Linked DNA regions of Homo sapiens: region 2 is linked to region 1. Evidence: chromatin loops called from intact Hi-C (ENCODE). Cell type or tissue: B cell. All regions are shown on one strand. Each heading gives the region's core, and the rest is flanking DNA. Links, peaks and the distances in the headings are about the cores only.

Region 1 (10,332 bases), core at 2,333-10,332:
AAATGGATAAATTCCTGGAAATATACAATCCTCCTAGATTAAACCAGGAAGATACAGAATATCTGAATAGACCAATAACAAGCAGTGAGATTGAAATGGTAATAAAAAAAATTGCCAACAAAAAACAGTCCAGGACCAGATGGATTCACAGCTGAACTCCATCAGACATTCAAAGAAGAATTGGTACCAATCCTACTGACACTATTGCAAAAGATAGAAAAAGAGGGAATCCTGCGTAAATCATTCTACGAAGCCAGTATAACCCTAATACCAAAACCAGGGAAGGACATAACAAAACAAGAAAGCTACAGACCAATATCCCTGATGCACAAATCCTCAAAAAAATACTAGTGAACCAAATCCAACAGCATATCAAAAAGATAATCCACCATGATCAAGTGGGTTTCATACCAGGGACACAGGGATGGTTTAACATACGTAAGTCAATAAATGTGATATACCACATAAACAGAATTAAAAACAAAAATCACATGATCCAATAAATGCAGAAAAAGCATTAGACAAAATCCAGCATCGCTTTATGACTAAAACCCTCAGCAAAACTGGCATAGAAGGGACATACCTTAATGTAATAAAAGCCATCTATGACAAACCCAGAGCCAATATTATACTGAACAGGGAAAAGTTGAGAGCATTCCCCCTGAGAACTGGAACAAGACAAGGATGCTCACTTTCACCACTTCTATTCAACATAGTACTGGAAGTCCTAGCCAGAGCAATCAGACAAGAGAAAGAAAGAAAGGGCATCCAAATCGGTAAAGAGGAAGTCAAACTGTCACTGTTTGCTGATTATATGATTGTATACCTAGAAAATTCTAAAGACTCATCCAAAAAGCTCCTAGAACTGGTAAATGAATTCAGCAAAGTTTCAGGATACAAAATTATTGTACACAAATCAGTAGCTCTGCTATATATCAACAGCGACCAAGCTGAGAATCAAATCAAGAACTCAACCCCTTTCAGAATACCTGCAAAAAATAAAATAAAATAAAATAAAATACTTAGGAATATACCTAACTAAGGATATGAAAGACCTCTATAAGGAAAACTATAAAACACTGCTGAAAGAAATCATAGATGACATGAACAAATGGAAACACATCCCATGCTCATGGATGGGTAGAGTCAATATTGTGAAAATAATCATACTGCCAAAAGCAATCTACAAATTCAATGCAATTCCCATCAAAATACCACCATCATTCCTCACAGGACTAGAAAAAACAACCCTTAAATTCATATGGAACCAAAAAAGAGCCCACATAGCCACAGCAAGACTAAGCAAAAAGAATAAATCTGGAGGCATCACATTACTCAACTTCAAACTATGCTATAAGGCCTCAGTCATCAAAACAGCATGGTACTGGTATAAAAATAGGCACATACACCAATGGAACACAATAGGGAACCCAGAAATAAAGCCAAATACTTACACCCAACTGATCTTTGACAAAGCAAACAAAAACAAAAAATGGGGAAAGGACACCCTACTTAACAAATGATGCTGAGATAACTGGCAAGACACATAGAAGAATGAAACTGGATCCTCATCTCTCACCTTATACAAAAATCAACTCAGGTTGGATCAAAGACTTAAATCTAAGACCTGAAACCATAAAGATTCTAGAAGATAACATTGGAAAAACCCTTCTAGACATTGGCTTAGGCAAAGACTCCATGACCGAGAACCCAAAAGCAAATGCAACAAACAAAGATAAATAGATGGGACTTAATTAAACTAAATAGCTTCTGCACAGCAAAAGAAATAATCAGCAAAGTTAACAAACAACCCACAGAGTGGAAGAAAATCTTCACAAACTATACATCTGACACAGGACTAATATTCAGAATCTACAAAGAAAACAAATCAGCAAGAAAAAAATAATCCCATAAAAAAGTGGGCTAAGGACATGAATAGAAAATTCTCAAAAGATGGTATACAAATGGCCAACAAGTATATGGAAAAATGCTCAAATTACTAATTATCAGGGAAATGCAAATCAAAATTACAATGCAATACCACCTTACTCTTACAAGAATGGCAATAAAAAGCTCAAAAAATAATAGATGTCGGTGTGAATGCAGTGAAAAAGGAACACTTTTACACTGTTGGTGGGAATGTAAACTAGTACAACTACTATGAAAAACAGTGTGGTGATTCCTTAAAGAACTAAAAGTAGATCTACTGTTTGATCCAGCAATCCCATTACTAGGTATCTACCTACAGGGAAGTAAGTCATTATACAAAAAAGATACTTGCATACGCATGTTTATAGCAGCACAATTTGCAATTGCAAAAATATGGAACCAGCCCAAATGCCCATCAATCAATGAGTGGGTAAAACAAATGGGATAGATACACCATGGAATACTACTCAGCTATAAAAAAGAATGAAATAATGGCATTCACAGCCACCTGGATGGAATTGGAGACTATTTTTCTAAGTGAAGTAACTCAGGAATGGAAAACCAAACATTGTACATTCTCACTCATATGTGGGAGCTTAGCTATGAGGACACAAAGGCCTAAGAATGATATATTGGACTTTGGGGACTCGGGGAAAGGGTGGGGTGTGGAAAAGGATAAAAGACTACACATGGGGTACAGTGTACACTGCTTGGATGATGGGTACACCAAAATCTCAGAAATCACCACTAACAAACTTATTCATGTAATCAAATACTACCTGTTCCCCAAAAACCTATTGAAATAAAAAAATTAAAAAATTTAAAAGTTTATGTATCACATAATATGTATACATAAATATATAAATCACAGTATACATATTTGTAAATACATAAATACACATAAATATACCAATTACATAATATACATGTATATTTATGTACATAAATATATAAATCACAATATATACATAAATATAAATATAAATATATATTTATGTATATTTAAATATTTACATACATCTCTCTAACCACATCAGCATCAGTTTCTAGCAATAGCAAATATTCAAAATCTATGTGACAAAATCATGATTAAACAAATTAATACATGAATAAATCATTGCAACTGATTTGTAGGTATTTCTCATGTAATTGATAAAGGTACTTCCAGTGAGCAAGGAAGCTAGATAAAAATTTATGTTGTGAAGAAAGCACTAGAGATGGAATTTGCATTCTTATTTCAACATTTTCTTTGAGTAAATAAATTAATCCTACTGAATCTTAGTTTTCTCTTACATAATATGGAATATTATAAAAGGATTAATAGACAAGTTAAAAAATGTAGCCCAGAATTACATATAAGGAGCTGTAATTAAATATTCCCTCCCTCCCTCCTGAAGACTGGTGCTAGGACAATTCACAATTGCAAAAATATGGAACCAGCCCAAATGCCCATCAATCAACGAGTGGATAAAGAAAATGTGGTAAATGCATACCATGGAATACTATTCAGTCATAAAAAGGAACAAAACAATGGCATTCACAGCAACCTGGATGGAACTGGAGACCATTATTCTAAGTGAAGTGACTCAGGAATGGAAAACCAAACATCGTTGTTCTTATCCATAAGTGGGAGCTAAGCTATGAGAATGCAAAGGTGTAAGAATGATACACTGGTCTGCAATCCCAGCACTTTGGGAGGCCAAGATGGGCGGATCACTTGAGGACAGGAGTTCGAGACCAGCCTGGCCAACATGGTGAAACTCCATCTCTACTAAAAATACAAAAATTAGCCAGATGTGGTGGTTCATGTCTGTAATACCAGCTACTTGGGAGGCTGAGGCAGGAGAATCCCTTGAACCCAGGAGGCGGAGGGTGCAGTGAACTGAGATTGTGTCACTGCACTCCAGCCTAGGCAACAGAGCAAGACACTGTCTCAGGAGGAAAAAAAAAAAGAATGATACACTGGACTTTTGGGACTTGAGGGAAAGGGTGGGAGGGGGGTGAGGGATAAAAGACTACACATTGGGTACAGTGTACACTGCTTGGGTGACGGGGGCACCAAAACCTCAGAAATCACTAAAGAACTTATCCATGTAACCAAATCTGCCCCTCCCGCCATGTTCCCCCAAAACCTATTGAAATTAATAAAAGGAACTAAAAAAAAAAAAAAAAAAAAAAAGACTGGTGCTAGGGATAGCTCTTGTGACCATTCTGCAGTATCATTAATGTTCTTTTTTCCTAACATTAAAACCTCAGTCTGGGCACTGTTTTGTCTCCCCAGCTACTTTTCCTATTACCACCTTCCAATCCTTCACTGTCATGTATTTGCAGACTGTGATTCTAGGAAAATCTCAACAATTTCTGAATTGAATATAAGATAAAAGGGATAAATTTGTCCTGAGATTTTAGATAACTGAATTTCTTTAAGCCATCTACGGAATAAAGACCAAATACCACCCCCACACCCCCACCTCCCCCACCCAAAAAAAAGTAAAATAGTGCAGCTGCTTTGGACAGACTGGCAGCAATTCCATTCCTAGGTATATATCCATGAGACATGAAAACATGTCCACACAAAAATCTGAACCCAAATGTTCATAGCAGCGTTATTCGACATAGCCAAAAAGTAAAAACAATTCAAATGTCCATCAATTCAGGAGGCCAAGGGAGAAGAATTGCTTGAATCTGGGAGGCAGAGGCTGCAGTGAGCTGAGATAGCGCCACTGCACTCCAGCCTGGATGACAGAAAGAGACTCTGTCTCAAAAAAAAAAAAAAAAAAGAAAGAAAACAGTATGCTACGTGCAAGAAGCCAGTCACAGAAGCCAGTCACAGAAGACCACATATCGTATGATCCCATTTATATAAAATGTCCAGAATAGGCAAATCTCAGGGCACAGGAAGCAGGATAAGAATCTCTGAGGGCTGGTTTCGAGTTTGCCTGGAAATGCCTAGATTAAGTGACCAGTTCAGACAGCGTAGGAACTCAAGATGGAAATTAAATCCACTTAAAGAACAAAAATGGGCCGGGCCCGGTGGCTCATGCCTGTAATCCCAGCACTTTGGGAGGCCGAGGTAGGTGCATCACCTAAGGTGAGGAGTTTGAGACCAGCCTGGCCAACATGGCGAAACCCTGTCTCTACTAAACATACAAAAATTAGCTGGGCATGGTGGCGCATGCCTATAATCCCAGCTACTCAGAAGGCTGACGCAGGAGAATCGCTTGAACCCAGGAGGTGGAGCTTGCAGTGAGCCAAAATCCTGCCACTGCCCTCCAGCCTGGGTGACAGAGCAAGACTGTCTCAAAAAAAAAAAAAAAAAAAAAAAAGAATGACCTCTGAAATGCTAACACACTTCACTGTAAGACAGATGGCCCAGCCAGCATTAAACATATGGCGAGGACTCAGGAATCTCCCTCTGCATGATCTGGGCCAGGCACCATGGCCTGAGGACCGCACATCAGAGTCATAGGACCCAGGTGAACATCCAGGCTGCTTCATAACAGCATGACACTGAACCTTTGCAAATACTTTGATATTGAAATGATGATGGGGGATGAGACAAGAGGGGTAGGCAGGGTGGCCAGCCACATGTGTCTAAAGCTCTAGTATCTGGAAGTGAAACCTCCTGCCCACCATCAGCCTGGAAATAATCAGACCCTCTTCCTGGGATCATTACCTAGGGCATGCCTTCTGAGGAAGATAAAAACCAGATTCTAGAAGTTGTGTTTGTTCAGAGCAGTTGAAAGAGAAAAGCTACGACTCCTGGGCAGGTGTTATTTCTCCATGGGTCTTATGCCCCAGCCCTTGGCGTTAGGATCACACTGGATGAAAATGAAGCCAGGACAGAGCTGTCAGGGCCCTCCGTGAATTCTGGTTTGTGTAGGGTAATACCAGTTTGCAATCCTGGGTGGGTCAGAGGCACAAGTGATAGCTCACCAATATGCATGGGCTTTCGCCAGGCCTGAGGCTAAGGGTTCAGGAAGCCTGGAGACCGGAGCCGATCTTGGATGAGATATACATCACGCAAGGGATGTCAACCAACTCTGTTCCTTGGTGGTTTTGACAAAAAAGCAAAAGTGTGGGCCCATCCACACTTGACTCTGTTGATGGGACTCTGCTCTCTCTTGCCACTCCCTCTGCTGGGAGCACTACTCTCCCCCATGCTGTCTGATTGGCTCCTGCTGGTCCCCTGGGCATCAGTCTCACTACTATCTCCTCTAGGATGAGACAATGTCTTTCTGAGATACTCCCACGGAATCTTGTGTGTCTCCATCACAGCACTATCTCACTTCTTAAATTCCATCCTCTGAATCCCTGTGCTCAGCACAGGTAAATTCTTAATAAATACTTGTTAAATGACAATGAAGTGCATCACATTTTTGGCCCTTTTTCTTCTGTAATGAAAAGTGGAAAAGAGCAGGAAAAGTGCTGGAGCAGGTAGTAATCTCCAGGAAGTAATACATCTATCAGTCGTCAGTGAATCTTTTCTTTTTTGAGACGGAATCTCTCTGTCACCAGGCTGGAGTGCAGTGGCGCGATCTCGGCTCACTGCAACCTCTGCCTCCTGGGTTCAAATGATTCTCCTGCCTCAGCCTCCTGAGTAGCTGGGACTACAGGCGTGCACCACCATGCCCAGCTAATTTTTGTATTTTTAGTAGAGATGGGGTTTCACCATGTTGGCCAGGATAGTCTCAATCTCTTGGCCTCATGATCCACCTGCCTCGCTTGGCTTCCCAAAGTGCTGGGATTACAGGCGTGAGCCATCGCCCCTGACCTTTTTTTTTTTTTTAGACAGGATCTTGCTGTTTCCCAGGCTAGAGCACAGTGGTGTGATCTTGGCTCACTGCAACCTCCACCTCCTGGGTTCAAGTGATTCTCGTGCCTCAGCTTCCTGAGTAGCTGGGATTACAGACATGCACCACCACATCTGGCTAATTTTTGTATTTTTAGTAGAGATGGAGTTTTGCCATGTTGGCCAGGCTGGTCTTGAACTCCTGTTCTCATGTGATCTGCCCACCTCAGCCTCCCAAAGTGCTGTGATTACAGGAGTGCTGGGCCCAGCCAACCAGTGAATCTTTATGTGAGATACTTTAACTAGATAAGCAAATGTGGTCACCAGACCTCTGAGATGGCCCCAAGGGACCCTCCCCTGCATTCATATCCGGGTGGAGTCTCCTCCCCTTCAATGTGGGCTAGGCCTAGTGACTCGCTGCTAATGAATCAGACAAGTGGGATATCACTTGTCTGGGATAAAAACTGTATTTTTCAGATATAAAATTCTGTGACCTATGATCTTCGCTAAGTTAACCTCGTCTCAGACATGGCAAGAACCAACACTTTGCTTCAGTTCTGACCATTCTGTCAGTGAGGAATGCTCTTCTGGGGTCCCAGCAGCATCTCGGTCACGTCATGGCATATTCTGCTTCTAACTTTCCTTTCTCACAAGTGGAGTCCGTACCACAGCTGCTGGCCACGTAGGCCTTGTACAGATGATGCTGATGAGGAGGTGTAGGGAGCAGGATACTCTGTATAAGATGGAACTATCTCAGGAAAGAGTCTGAAATAAGGTCCTTCTAACTAAATAAGTACAAACTGGAGTGTGTGGCGCACATGCAGTCTGAGAAACCTTCTGTGCACAGCAACATTCCTGACATGCTGACAATCACCTCTGAATCTGGCTGGAGTTTGTTCCTTCTGTTTACTTGATAGGCACAGGCCAGACAGAACACACTAAAAATCAAGATGGAGCACCGCACTGTGCAAATGCACCTCGTCTCAAAAGCACAGATGGGCTTTATGTTCAGAGAGGCAGGCCCTTCTCCATGGAGACTGCTGAACACTCCGCTCAACGCGAACCAGTCTAGAATACGCGGCACAGTGGGAGACTTGGGGAGGGGGAGGCATCACAGTTGGCACCCTGAGATTACAGGAAACCTGAGAAACACCTAGAAATCTGCAAAGGTAGAGCAACTAGTCAGGTGGCTCCAAGGATGGGGATATGTTGTCCAATGATAGGCACAAAAGACTCTTGTGCCTCTGGGTTTCAGCTGCCAGGAGAGGGCAATTCGCCTGGAGAAGCAAGGGAAGCTCTGCAATGTGCTACTCAGTGTTTTAAGGTTTCCTGATATAAGGAGTGGAATCTTGTTGTAGTACAAGCTGTAACAAAGGCTTGAGTCCAGCACAGGCCAATCATGGGTCTAACCAATAACTAAACACAATAAATGCCCTGTGACTCAGGTTCTCTCAATACAGAGGTCCCTTGTATAACAGTTGGAAACAATTCTGTTGCAAATGTAGAGCCAGTGAAACATTACAATCTGATAAGCTCTCTAGACTGCTGGCTCTTCATTTTCAAATCAGCAAAGACCCTGAGAACCCGAGAAAGCTCTGCATCATGTTCCAAGAAAAGTGTTCAGAAATTACAAAATCAGAGGGTTCATGACCCCAGCAAACTAGCTTGTTTTAGTCCAACATTCATTTTTCATTTGAGGAGGCTGAGGTCAAGAGAGGTCACAAGGTCACACACAAAATCAGTAGACAGGCTAGGACTGGTCCCTGGGTCTGCTAATTGCCTCAAACTGCTGGCGGAAAACTAAGCATATTGGGATCACAGCACAATGTTTCTGAGACTAAAAGGAACATGGATCAGTCAAGACTTCTGATGACTGACACTAACCGTGATTTTCCAGGGGACAGTCAATTTCATTCCCAGTAAGGAAATGTGAGAAAGGAGAATACAGGGATTATGAAAATCTCTTATGTATAAAAACAATCTCTTGTTGGAGCCAAAACAGGTATAGAAAATGCCAGAGAAGGTGCCCTGAGGACACGGGGATCCTTCACCAGCTCTGCATCTGAGCACAGAGGCAGGGACGCACATGCTGTGGCAGAGAGAACTGGCCAGGAGACCAGCTGCACGGAGAGAAAGGCAGTGTCTTTAGTAGGAAAATGATACTGCACTGTTCTTGGCCATGCTTGGGTGGCCCCAGCATGATGCCTGGCACTTAGTAGGGGCTCCAAAAATAGGACTTCCCTTCTTTCTTTTTCCTCATGGAATAGGGAAGAATTTTTAATCCTCCTGGCACACATTATAGTCAGGTAAACAAGGCCAGAGAGACTTGTGGCAAAAGGCCTGACTTTAAGAGTTAATGCCCTCTGCAGAGCATTCATAACTGCATCCCCCTCCACACGCACACGCAACTACAACTTGGAGCTAAGCTGTTATCATGGTAACAGAATGGAAGACACTTTAGTCTCCATTTCTATCTCCCTGACTCATGGACACCTGCCAGGTAGCAGATGGCCTGTGTGGACAATTACCTTCATTTTGCTGCCGTGTATTTAAATTAAACAAAGTGGTCTCTTTGCTGCCGATTTTCAGAGGCCCTCTCAGAGAAACAAAAAACAATGATGGGAGAGAGTTGCTGCAAGTCTGAAATTTAGGCAACCGTGAATGTATAGAGAACTGGGATATGTAGAGAACAGCCTTTGTCCATTTTTCTCTTCAAGAAAAAGTTAAAAACCCCACATAACTATTTTGAGCTGGTGCTGGTGGTGACCATGCTAGGAAGATGCAGCTGTCTCATCAAAGTGGACGTGAAACGAGGGAGAGGTGATGGGGCTATCTGATGCTGCACTGTCTGTCCTGCTGTGAGAGTTGGAAATAACCGCCTCACACGACAAGAGTTAAGACTATTGGGAGTTAGGACTGGCAATGGAAGTGCTCAGAGAATGGAGAATGAGGGTGAAGGAGAGAGGCAACCCAATGGCCGTGAGCAAGGAAGCAGGCAATGAATGTGCCTGGACACCTTCCCTGCTTAGCAGAGGCGCCCACCTGCAAGCTTAAGTGCTGCGGAGTCTTTTATTTATTCTTATTTTCTATTTTTTTCAACACCCTTGGTCAGCATGAAAGTGGAGTCTTTTAAAGATGAACTTGGCTTCTAGACACTGGAGAGAGGGGCTAAAGAGTTTTATGAAGTCTCTCACCACCGCTAACACACATTTACCTATTATGTGTCTGTTGGAAGGATGAGGCCACCAGAAAGTCTGCCATGGGGTCTCTCTGCAGAGGGGTGACACCTGTTTGTTTCCATATCATGTCAGAAACCTCAGGGCTCATGCATAACCTGTCACTCACTGTGATGGCTGGTGAGGCAAGCTGCGGTAAGACAGGAAGCAGCTATTCTAGGACTGCTGGATGATTTGTGATCACGGTGTTGCCAATGGCAGAAAGTTAGGGTTCTCAATCTTCATGATTCTGTCCCTATTCAAGTTACACTAAATTATATAGAAGACAAAGCTTATGCTAAGAATTAAAGAGTGAGGGCAAGGTGTACAATTATCTTTCTTAGTAGAAGGAAGAAGGTGTATTAAATTTCTGGGACAAAGAACAACCTATTAAAA
Region 2 (12,665 bases), core at 2,824-10,823, 54 kb after region 1:
GAGGTCTCACTATGTTGCTGAGACTGGTCTTGAACTCCTGGGCTCAAGCAATCTGCCCACCTTGGCCTCCCAAAGTGCTGGGATTACAGGTGTGAGCCACTGTATCTGGCTTTGTTTTTAAAGGGATTTTTTTTTTCCTTTATAAATTGTTGTATTGTTTCTGGGGAGAAATCTAGTAGTGAATCCCTTGTAGATAAAGTAACGTCTTATGTGTTTGCTTTCTGAGGATTCTATCTTTGTATTCTGTAGTTTCACTATGATATGTCTAGTTGTAGAATTATTTTTATTTATGTATCTGGGGACTCATTGCGATATATTCATCTGAGAATGAATGTCTTGAACACATTTTGGAAACTTAGCCATTAATTCTTCAAACATTTTTTAACCCTAATTCTATTTTCTTTTTTGGAATTCCAGTTACATGACTGTTGGTTCTCTATCTCCCATATCTGAAGACCTTGTTTCAGATTTTTCATCTTTCTGTGTTGTGTTTTGGAAAATTTTCTTAAATATATTTTCTAGTTCACTAATTCTCTATTCATGTGTCTAATCTGACATTTAACCCATCCACCAAGTTTTAAATTTCAATAACTTTTGTTTTAAAAATCTGTAATTTCTATGTGATTTGTTTTCAACTTTGTTCTTTTAAGACAGTATTTTGTCAGGTTTTTAATTCCTTCTTTTAGGTCTTTAGAAATCTTAAACATAGCTATTTTATAGCCAATAACTCTAATATCTAAAGCCATTGAGGGTCTCATTTTGCAAAGTCAGCACAGGGGTTCAAGTTTAGTTGGACTCTTTCAGTGGGAGCACTGTTAGGTCTCAATTGAGAATGTAAGCAGAAATTTATACTGTGCTGCTTCTACCAGGTGCCTTGGGGTTAGTTTTAATGTTAAAATTTCACCTTGGTGATTCTCAAACTATAACGTAATGTAAATGTACCCAAAGTAAGTATAGACAGGCCTAAGGTTTTGAATTTCCAGAGGAGACGACTTCTTCCACTGCAACAGGAGACCTATAAGCTTTCTTTTTCTGTGTGCTGGCAGCTAGTTATCTTTTTTTTTTTTTTTTTTTTTTGAGACAAGAGTCTTGCTCTGTTGCCCAGGCTGGAGTACAGTGGTGCGATCTCAGCTCACTGCAACCTCTGCCTCCTGGGCTCAAGTGATTCTCCTGCCTCAGTTTCCCAAGAAGCTGGGATTACAGGCGTATGCCACCACACCTGGCTAATTTTTTTTTGTATTTTTAGTAGAGACGGGGTTTCACCATGTTGCCCAGGCTGGTCTTGAACTCCTTACCTCAGGTGATCCACCCACCTCGGCCTCCCAAAGTCCTGGGATTACAGGAGTGAGCCACCATGCCCGGCCTAGTTATCTTTTATACAACATATTCACCAAGGGTATAATGCTTCAAGGGCCTACCTTAATGTGAGAACCTCATTTCCAACTCTTCACTTTGCACGTAACCGAGGTTTTGCCACACAAATTCCTGACAATTGACATTCAAGCACAGGGCAGGGGTGGCAGTAGTAGTGACAGCAACAGTAGCTCTTGGCCTGCTTTGGTTTTCAGTTACTTTTCAATTCCTAGGAAATTGAATTCTCTTCTACTTATTTTCAGATCCCAACTCAAGTAACACTTTCTCACAGAAGCTATCCCTTACTCTCCAGAATAGATCAGGCACCTGCTCTACACTTCCACAGCTCCCTGCATTTTTCCTCCACTGCACATAATAATTTGTAGTTATGTTTAGTAGTGTGATTATTTGTTTAATGTTTGTCTCTGTCACTACACTGTTAGTTCCATGAGGGCAGGAATCATTTGTCCACCATAGTATCCAATCTGGCACAGTACAGCAACAAAAGAAGTATTTGCTGAATGAATAAAATGAGTGTGTGTGGCTGGTTGGGGGTGGGTGAATATTAATGTGAACATAACTCCTCAAAGAAAGTAAAGAATTGAAAAAGGAGAAGGAAAAGAGAAAACATTTTATTATGAATATTTCAAAATTGCAGGAAACACACTGCAAATCCCTGGGGAGCCACTTCCTATTTCAATCAAACCCTTATTCAACATTCTTGGTTCCTTTTTGTTTTAATTGAGATATAATACTTAGATCTTAAGTATTCCATTGACGGGCGCGGTGGCTCACGCCTGTAATCCCAGCACTTTGGGAGGCCGAGGCAGGCGGATCATGAGGTCAGGAGATCGAGACCATCCTGGCTAACACGGTGAAACCCCATCTCTACTAAAAATACAAAAAATTAGCCGGGCGTGGTGGCGGGCACCTGTAGTCCCAGCTACTCAGGAGGCTGAGGCAGGAGAATGGTGTGAACCCAGGAGGCAGAGCTTGCAGTGAGCTGAGATCGTGCCACATTGCACTCCAACCTGGGCGACAGAGCAAGATTCCATCTCAAAAAAAAAAAAAAAAAAAAGTATTTCATTTAATCCGTTTTGACAAATGTACACTCCTGCAACCCACACCCCTATTGAAATGTGGAATATTTCTATCAAGTCAGAAAGTTTCCTCGTCTCTCTTCAATATTTCCATTTCTAGAAACAGCCTCTTATCTGATTATGATTAGGAGTTGATGATTAACTTATGGCAAAGGATAAGTTAGTTTGCCTATTCTAGAATTTCACATAGAAAAAAACAGTACGTACTTTTTTTGTCTGGCTTCTTTTACTACTCATAATATTTTTGATATTCACCAATGTCGTTGCATGTATCAATGTTATTCCTTTTTGTGTTGAGACAATTCTATTGTATGAATATAACACATCTTGTTTATCTATTCTGTTGATAACTACGTGGGCTATTCCAGCTATTATGAATTGAACTGCTATGAACATTCTTGTACAACGCTTTTTGTGAACATGTTTTCATTTCTCTTGGATAAATATCTAAGAGTAGAATTGCTGGGTCATAGTATAAATTTTGCTTCTTTAAGAAACTGCCAAATAGTTTTCCAAAGTAGCTGTATGATTTTATAGGCCCGCCAACAACAGGGTGAGATTTCTGGTTGCTCCACATCCTCTCCAACATTTGGTATCATCCAACTTTTTCATTGTAGCCATTCTGGTGGGTATACAGTGGTATCATTGGCATTTTCCTGATGATTAATGATATCAAGCACATTTTCATGTGCTTATTGGCCACTGGCATATCTTCTTTGTGGAATATCTGTTCAAGTCTTTTGCTCATTTTTTAAAAAAGGCTTGTCTTTTTATTGCTGAGGTGCAGGAATTCTTTATATATTCTGTCCTTTGTCAGACATGTTTTGCAAATATTTTCTTTCAGATAGTGGTTTGTCTGTTTTTCTTTTTCTTTTTTTTTTTTTTGACAGAGTCTCGCTCTGTCACCCAGGGTGGAGTACAGTGGCGTGATCTTGGCTCACTGCAAGCTCCACCTCCCAGGTTCATGCCATCCTCCTGCCTTAGCCTCCCAAGTAGCTGGGACTACAGGCGCACACTGCCACGCCCGGCTAATTTTTTGTATTTTTAGTAGATATGGGGTTTCACCGTGTTAGCCAGGATAGTCTCGATCTCCTGACCTTGTGACCCGCCTGCCTTGAATAGTATCTTCTAATGAGCAAAAGATTTTACATTTGATAGGGTCTAATTTATCAATTTTTAAAATGGTTTGTGATCCCTATAAACTCTAATGAATTTTTATTCTTCCTAAGAGAATGAAGAATTATTCTCCTATACTTTTAGTAGCTTTATGGTTTTAGCTTTTATGTTTAAGTTTATGATACATTTCAAATTGATTTATTTGTATGGTATGAGGCAGGGGTTGAGATTCTTTTCTTCCCTGTGTAGATATCCAGTTGTTCCAACAGCATTTGTTAAAAATAGAAAGAGTTTCCTTTTCTGACTGATTTGCTTCTTACCTTTGTTGAAAGTCATTTGACCTTACACATGAGTGTCTTTTATGGATACTCTATTCTGTTCCTTTGATTTATTTGTTCATCCTTTTGCCAGTATCTTACTTTCTTGATTACTATAGCTTTATAGTAAGTCTTAATGTCAAGTAGGATTAAGTCTGCCAACTTTGTTTTTCTTTTTCAAGACTGTTATGGTTATTCTAGGTCCTTTGGTTCTCCAAATACATTTTAAAAACAGTTTGCTAATTTCTATAAAAAAGCCTGTTGAGATTTGAATTGGTATTAAATCTATAGATCAATTTAGGAAAATCTGCCATCCTAACAATATTAAATCTTTTAATCCATCAATATGGCATACCTCTTCATTTATTTAGGTTTTCTTTAATTTCTTTTAGCAATGTTTTACAGTTTTCAGACTTGAACATCTTCCATTAAATTTATCCATAAGTATTTGGTATTTTTAATGCTACAGTAAATAGTATTTTTCTTTTTGTGAGACAGGGTCTTGCTCTGTTGCCCAGGCTGGAGTGCAGTGGAACAATCATGGCTCACTGCAGCCTTGACCTCCCCGGGCTCAACTAATCTTCCCACCTCAGCCTTCCCAGCATCTGGGACTACAGGTGCGTGCTACCACACCTGGCTAATTTTTGTATTTTTTATAGAGACAGCATTTCACTATGCTGCCAGAGGGTGGTCTCAAACTCCTGAGCTCAAGTGATCTGCCCGCCTCAGCCTCCCAAGGTGCTGGGATATACACTTTATATCTTGTAGCAATACTATAAAATTTACTTATCTGTTCTACTAGTGTTTTTTTAGATTTCTTAGGACTTCATATGCACAATCATGTCATCTTCAAATAAAGACTGCTTTACTTCTGTCTTTCCAATATTTATACCCCTTTCTTCTTGTCTTGTTGCATTAATTAGGTCCTCCAGTATAATTTAGAATAGAGGTGGTGAAAGTGGATATCTCTGAATTGTTCCCAATATTAGGGGGAAATATTTCAAAATTTAAACTGTAGGTGTGATCTTAACTGTAGGTTTTTGTAGGTGTTCTTTATCAGGGTGAGGAAGTTTCCTTCTACTCTTAGCATGTGGAAAAGTGGAAAGTGTCCCCGAGGTACCTGTTCTCCTAAATTTCATGTCTACTATTCCCTTTCCATTTGCATATTAAAGTAATGCTAATTTCTGCTACTCTCCTGGGATCCTCCATTAACTTACCACGTTTCCTGCTTCTGCAGCCAGCCGGGCAGCATAGCGAGCTATAAGACGGTGTTCCTCATCCAGTCGGCTAGGACTGTCCAGAACACTGCCAAGGAAATAAAAATGCAACAAGTGTCTATTAAACATCCCTTATTCTTGTTCCATTCTCAGAAAGAACAGATGGAAGAAAAGCTCATAAAAGAATGGTAATAAAAGAACTAGAGGCCTGGGTCATAGATACTAATGGTCTTCTGAAAAAAAGGGGATTTAGAGAAATGAGGAGGCCACATTTGTCATTCCTCACTGGCAGCACATCCCCGCTGCTCCTCCACCATCAAAGGGGCACTTCATTTTGAATGCAAGGCCTGAGAAAACACAGGGCACCCACAAAGTCTGAGGCAGGGATTTCTAACCAAATGTTTAAAACTGATGACTTTTTAGACCTTGATCTCAAATTCAAAAAGACCAAGAGAAAACTAAAGCATCATGAAAAACAGAGGGCTGAGAAAAAATATACTTAACACTGGCTAAGCAAAAGTTTGGCCTTGCCAGGGCAGGCCAAACACACTGTAAAGCTGGAAAGATTCCATGACATCAAATATTCCCCTTTTCATGCCCCTTTCTCTTCCTTTACTATGCTCATTCTACATCTATAGCCCCATCTTGGAGTTAATTAGTTTAATGCATTACTTTTCAACAAGAGTACCAATACTCTAAAAATCTAAGGACCCATTCAGACAGGCTATCAGACAATGTGGTATCTGGATGAGGGAAGGGTTCTTGAGTAATAGGCTGGCTCTGCATATGGGATGCTGATATGGAACTTCTGATTCTGAAATACATGACTTCTTTAGTATACCAAATGCTATTTATCCTTATCAAGACAGTCCTAGATTAATAGGGACTGTGGCTATATAATTCTCTGTTTAGGACTGGCAGATGCTTTAAGACGACAGTGATGATGTTGACTAAATGACCAGAGGTGGCTGTTGTGGCTTACCTCCACTTTGGCCCTATGTTCTTGGGTTTCCAAAAACCCTTGATCAGAGTTTGGCAGTATGACAAGTCATACAGAAAAATTTAAAGACATGACTTCAATACTCATCGAAGTTTGTTATAATTACTGAGGGGAATCTGGGAAGGGTGTGGCTAAATCAATAAAGACCTGTCTGAACTTTTCATGTGTAGAATCAACTATATTTTTTCTAGTTTTTTTTTTTTTAATCTTTCTATCTCTTTGGCTAAGTCTTTAAGCTTAACTTAGTCTTTCTTCTGGGATTTTTTTTTAAGTGCTTCGAGTCTTCGCCTATGACATTTGTCAACACTTTATAATTTTAAGCATGCAAATATCCATCTTCAGGATGATCACCCTCTCAAAAATGATCTTGTAATAAGAACAGACTACTATTAGGCGGCTTTAATATTTTAGGGTCAAGGCCCCAAGGTGAGAGATAAACTATAATATTTGTGCTTTAAAGGTATTTGTCTGAAATAAGAGAACTATCTTTTAAATTAAAAAAAAAACAATAAAAATGAATGCTTAACGATACAAGTGGATCATATTATGGAGGGATTGGTAGCCGAAGAAGTGGGGCCTAAAGTGGCTGACCTCTGTTATCTGGCAAGGGATACAATAGGTTCTTCTGTGCAAAAGAGCTCCTTTTTCTCAATCACATTCTATCTCCTTAGGAAGGTTGATCCTATTTGTCATTTATACATGAGTGTGGATGACAGACTGCTTTAATTGGCTATGTTTTCTAGCCAGAAACTAGAAGCTTGTGTTGATGAGAGGTTTTAAGGTCAATGATTAGAAAGGATCCTTATTCTTCTGTTTGAATTGACTTTCATTTTCAGAATTAGTTAGCCAGAAAAGTTCTGACTTCTCGGAAGAAGTATGAAGCTCAGCTTCTTAGATTACTAATCAAGAAGTCATGTAGTACTCACTCACTCATCATGTTCTCCCAGGGCTACCAGCCACCAATTTTTGTTCAGGGAGCCAAGGTGAGACTTCAGGGCCTTAGCTAAACCTACCATAAATCTTATTGGGCTAAATTACTAGGTAACAGTCTCTTGTCAAACATTCTGCTGCTATTTTTACCATGGAAACTTTTGCTCACTCTGGACAATTGCCTTTAGTGATAATAAAGAATTTGTCTTGCCTAGGGTGAAACAACTCTGTTCCTAGAGACCAAGAGGCTGGGACAGTGTGCAAAGAAATCATCTGTTGGATGAGGAGACACTCTGTGATGCAGTGCACACAATTATCAGGCCCTTCCTTCCCTCCTAGAGGGTAAGCCTATTAAACATATTTAGAAGCTTAGAAAACCCTACTTCTCAGCCGGGCGTAGTGGCTCATGCCTGTAATCCCAGCACTTTGGGAGGCTGAGGCCGGCGGATCACGAGGTCAGGAGATCGGGACCATCCTGGCTAACACAGTGAGACCCCGTCTCTACTAAAAATATACAAAAAAATTAGCTGGGTGTGGTGATGAGCGCCTGTGGTCCCAGCTACTCGGGAGGTTGAGGCAGGAGAATGGCATGAAGCCGGGAGGCAGAGCTTGCAGTGAGCTGAGATGGCACCACTGCGCTCCAACCTGGACGACACAGTGAGACTCTGTCTCAAAAAAAAAAAAAAAGAAAAGAAAACTCTACTTCTCCAAGCTTTAGAGATACATAAATACCCCAGAATAGTGATGCTATTTAGTCATATCAGGAAAACTATGGAAAACGGTATAAAGTATAATATTTAAAAGTCTTTTTCATATGTATATTTCCCAACTGACTATTAATTTATTCTTCTGTTATTAGGGGAAGTAGCAGCAAGGTCAGATGACCCTCCCAAGGAGCCATGGCATGCTATAAGCAAAACTAAGATCAAAATTTAAAGCTTCAGCCTCTGTTATGTGTACAGCTTATAAATTATGGTTTTCTCTCTAAGAACAAGAATCTCAAAGCATGGCTTTCCAAGTTGTTTGGCACTGTGATTCTTCTTTGCTGTTATGTAGGGGAAGGATGGCTTTAGATTGCTTAAACTTTACCTGTCATCCTACTTGAAGAATGGTGGTGGGTGTGGGCATGGAGTGAGCAGGAGACTTTGGACCTACCTGAAAGTAATACCACTTTTTTCGGTATTAAATCTTTTAAAAAAAGGATTAACTTTGCTATAGTTAGCAGTTATCAAACGTTTTTCCATCCCAAACCACTGAAGAATCAGACACATTCTCTTATTAACAGTGAGTCACTACCGCAGTAGTTTTCAGGGTAAGGGGAATGTGGAGCTATTATAATACATGTAACTATTATAATATGAGAGGGTCTACATAATTTGGAAAAAGACCCTCAGGTGACAGTGACCCAATACCATTGTTGGGAATCACCGGTTTAAATAATCAACACTGACAGATTCCTGCTAACAGATAAAGGGTGGTAAAGATGTAATAGGGTGACAGTATCAAAGTCCCCAGATAAGACAAAGTGGGATATCTGTGGGTTGATCAACTCTAAACTTGGAATGTCAATAGAAAGATTTCATTAGTTAGGTAAGAATGAACAGGAAGAGGTTGCATCAGATACCTCTGTGAGTACTGCGATCCCTCATAGGTTTATATATTTTTTGAGTGTAAGCTGAAGGAAGTGAACCCCACTTTAAAGGAGAATGTCTGACTCCATGTTTAGGTCAGCGCCCAGGCTTGGCAAGCCTCCCTCTCTTGTAGAAGCTAATGCTTAGCAACTATTTTAACTCTGCCAAACATAGCTGGTAGCTGCTCAAGAAAAACCTGACATGCAGTTTTTTTTCCAGCTGACAACCCCAGGTAGCAAAGCTCTCCCTCCCTCTGATCACCCGTGGCTACCCACTGCTGCTGCACCACCACTGACCGTGCACAGTGCTGCAGACGGGCCACATAGGAGGCTATCAGCGCATGCTCATCGGCCAAGTGACTGGGTATATCCTGGCTATACTGTAACCTAGGAACAATGGAGGCAAAGACAGCAAGCGTGACACAAACACATACAGAGGGAGAAATGAACATGGATTAAAATGAGCAAACTTCAAAGAAAAATTTAAAAAATAATAAATCATGATAAGGAAAACAATAAAAAACCCACAATGCATAATGGAATATGGTGTTAGATCCTCAGGAATCCATCTCTCAAATCCTTTAAACAAAAGCAGTCCTTCAGGAGTGGCGCTGGCCCACTGACATGACAGCCCTTGGGAAGAACCTGTTGAGTCGGCAGGGGAGCCGCATGTACCACTTTTGTTCGGGTGCTGCGCTCTGTGATGATGCACTTTTTAGAAGATGCCTTCTGGCAAGACAACTGAGGCACAGCCAATCTACTAAATATCACTACATGACCCCCTAGCGCTATGCTTTTATAAGCTTTTGTGTACATCTAAGAATTTTCAGTGTTACTTCATGTTGCCAGTTAAACATTTTTATTTCTATAAGGATACTGCCTTTAGCATCAGTCTATTTCTCCCATAAAACTGGTACCCATCCCAAACTCATTAGAACTGCGCCTAATTATAAGGCAACACTATATACTCTGAGTGAGGCTCTCTCTTATAGATACATGAAAGGTCCTTAAGCACATGGTCTTCTAACTTTTTACTACAGAAATATTAAAACTTGCATAAAATAGAGTAATCTAATGACTACCCCTCAGGTACCCATAGCAAAACTTGAATGAATGTCAACATTTTGTCAATGTTATCTAATCGAATTTTCATTCCTCCAACATTTTGTGCAGGGACGAGTGGCTAAAAGCAAACCCCAGGCAATTATTTCACCTGGGAATACTTGAGCCTGTACATCTATCAGATAGTAAAAACATTTCACACAACCTAACACCATTATCACACCTAAAAACACAGACAAAAATATTTTAGTATCCCAGTCCATCTGCCAATTTCCTCAAATCTTAAAAAATGTCCATTTACAATTAAAGTCAAGATCCAAACAAAGTCCCCACTTTGCAAATGGCTGGTAGGTTTCTTTTATGTTTGTATGTGACTGATACATTTCTGGGTTTTTTTTTGTTTTTGTTTTTTTGTTTTTTTGAGACAGAGTCTCGCTTTGTCTCCCAGGCTAGAGTGCAATGGCATGATCTCGGGTCACTGCAACCTCTGCCTCCTGGGTTCAAGCGATTCTCCTGTCTCAGCCTCCCAAGTAGCTGGGATTACAGGCGTGCACCACCAGCTAATTTTTGTATTTTTAGTAGAGACGGGTTTTCGCCTCTGTTGGCCAGGCTGGTCTTGAACTCCTGACCTCAAGTGATCTCCCTGCCTCAGCTTCTCAAAGTGCTGGGATTACAGGTGTGAGCCACTGCGCCCGGCCCCAGTCACCTTTCTGAAGCTCAAACTCTCCTACCTTTGGCCAGTGGGAGCTCCTGTAATAGGCTCTTGTGTTCTTTTGATATAACCATTAGACCTTATTAGCTTTCCTGCTTTCTAGCACAATAAAATGCTCTAGTTTTTTTTCTTTTTTTTCTTTTTTTGAGACGGAGTATCACTCTGTCACCCAGGCTGGAGTGCAGTGGTGCAATCTCAGCTCACTGAAACCTCCGCCTCCCAAGTTCAAGTGATTCTCCTGCCTCAGTCTCCTGTGTAGCTGGGATTATAGGCGTGCGCCACCACGCCCAGCTAATTTTTGTATTTTTAGTAGAGACGGGGTTTCACCATGTTGGCCAGGATGGTCTCGAACTCCTGACCTCAGGTGATCCACCCACCTTGGCCTCCCAGTGTGCTGAGAATACAGGTGTGAGCCACTGTGCCTGGCCCTGTAGTTTTGTTTGTTATATATCCTGTCCCAGACTTGGAATGAACCATCCTTCTAAGGATCCCTCGTTCCGTTTACTGGCAAAGAGTATTTAGAGACTGCAGTCAGGATGCTAGGGTGCCCACTGTTCTAGGCTCACCGATTCTAGGCCTTCTCAGTGGAAAAAGCTAGAAAATCTGTATATTTTAGAATGAAGAAAAATAAGTCCTCTCAGTGCTTTCAAGGTACCGTTCCATTTTCTTCTGGCTTGCATTGCTTTTAATCCTTTTCCCATTTGTCCCGAGAATACTCACTGGCAGCGCTTGCAGATACAGCATTTACCCTGAGATAACTTTCCCATGAAATATCTCGCTTTTATTATTATTCTCTCATCACTCTAGTACACGGACTTTGGAAAGAAAAGACATCATTCTATTTATAGCATTCTATTCTTAGTAGTGGTATTTCCATTTACAAAATACTGTAATTCTTGATTGCTGAAAATGCCAAAGCTTAGAAAGCGTAGCATTCCTGTGCATGATGTTAATTATTATTATTATTTTTTGAGACAGAGTATTACTCTGTCACCAGGCTAGAGTGCAGTGGCGTGATCTCAGCTCACTGCAACCTCTGCCTCCCGGGTTCAAGCCATCCTCCTGCCTCAGCCTCCCAAGTAGCTGGAACTACAGGTGCACGCCACCATGCTCAGCTAATTTTTTGTATTTTTAGTAGAGATGAGGTTTCACCATGTTGGCCAGGATGGTCTCGATCTCTTGACCTTGTGATCCACCCACCTCTGCCTCCCAAAGTGCTGGGATTACAGGTGTGAGCCACCATGCCTGGCTGATGTTAATTATTAACATCGTTCTCAAACGGCTGGCTGAAGATTCATTTAATGAATCAATTTTTTCCGAAATAGATGATTCTGATGACTCAGATGATTCTGATGTTAGTTCTGTTTAGAAATAACTACAAAAACAGTTTGTGTATTTTATTTTCACATTGAAAATCAGTCAGCTTTGCTTCAGCCTTAAAGAGCGTGTTTATGTAAAATTAAAGGAGCACTGGCAGCGAGCCGTACTTTTTTTCTAAATGGGAAAAGGGTTAATGAGAAATCAACAGTTAAAAAAAAAAAAAGAGAGAGAGAAATCAACAGTTGTTCTTATCTTTGTTTCCTGGTACGTAACATGTCTTTTTTTTAGGCAGGGTCTTGCTCTGTCACCCAGGCTGGAGTGCCATGGTGCAATCATGGATCAATGCAGCCTCAACCTCCTGGGCTGAAGCAATCCTCCTGCCTCAGTCTCCAGAGTAGCTGGGGCTACAGGTGTGTACCCCCACACCCGGCTAATATTTATTTATTTATTTATTTATTTTTGAGATGGAGTCTTGCTCTGTCGCCCAGGCTGGAGTGCAGTGGTGCAATCTCTGTTCACTGCAAGCTCTACCTCCCGGGTTCACGCCATTCTCCTGCCTCAGCCTCCTGATTAACTGGGACTACAGGTGCCCGCCACCAAGGCTGGCCAACTTTTTTGTATTTTTAGTAGAGACGGGGTTTCACCGTGTTAGCCAGGATGGTCTCGATCTCCCGACCTCGTGATCCGCCTGCCTCGGCCTCCCAAAGTGCTGGGATTACAGGCATGAGCCACCATGCCCAGCTCTAATTTTTAAATCTTTTGTAGAGACAGGGTCTCACTTTGTTGCCCAGGCTGTTCTTGAACTCTTGGGTTCAGGTATGTAATATGTCTTTTTTTTTTTTCTCTAGCTGCTTTTTAAATGTTTTATTCATCACTGATTTTCAGCAATTTGATTCTGATGTGCCTTG

Evidence for each region. Peaks named below come from ENCODE experiments on the same cell type or tissue, not always from the same donor. Only the 100,000 strongest peaks of a DNase experiment are listed, where the experiment ranks them.
Region 2: it touches region 1 in a loop (2.5-fold over the local background); 2 of 110 quality-filtered maps call a loop at or near these places.

What each region holds. Positions count from the first base shown.
Region 1 is chr2:25,392,647-25,402,978 of GRCh38, forward strand. All of the region lies in intron 16 of DTNB (dystrobrevin beta), which reads right to left. Among named protein-coding and RNA genes, the nearest start is that of DTNB-AS1, 23 kb to the right of the region's middle. RefSeq lists an enhancer at 8,915-8,964. In B cell, for the core only: no CTCF peak of the experiment used is centred there; DNase peaks (open chromatin) are centred at 7,065 and 10,065; H3K27ac peaks cover 3,238 bases.
Region 2 is chr2:25,446,445-25,459,109 of GRCh38, forward strand. DTNB (dystrobrevin beta) reads right to left here. Exons shown (of 21, transcript NM_021907.5): 11 at 8,961-9,050; 12 at 5,104-5,191. Among named protein-coding and RNA genes, the nearest start is that of DTNB-AS1, 32 kb to the left of the region's middle. RefSeq lists an enhancer at 6,749-6,808. In B cell, for the core only: no CTCF peak of the experiment used is centred there; a DNase peak (open chromatin) is centred at 6,967; H3K27ac peaks cover 716 bases.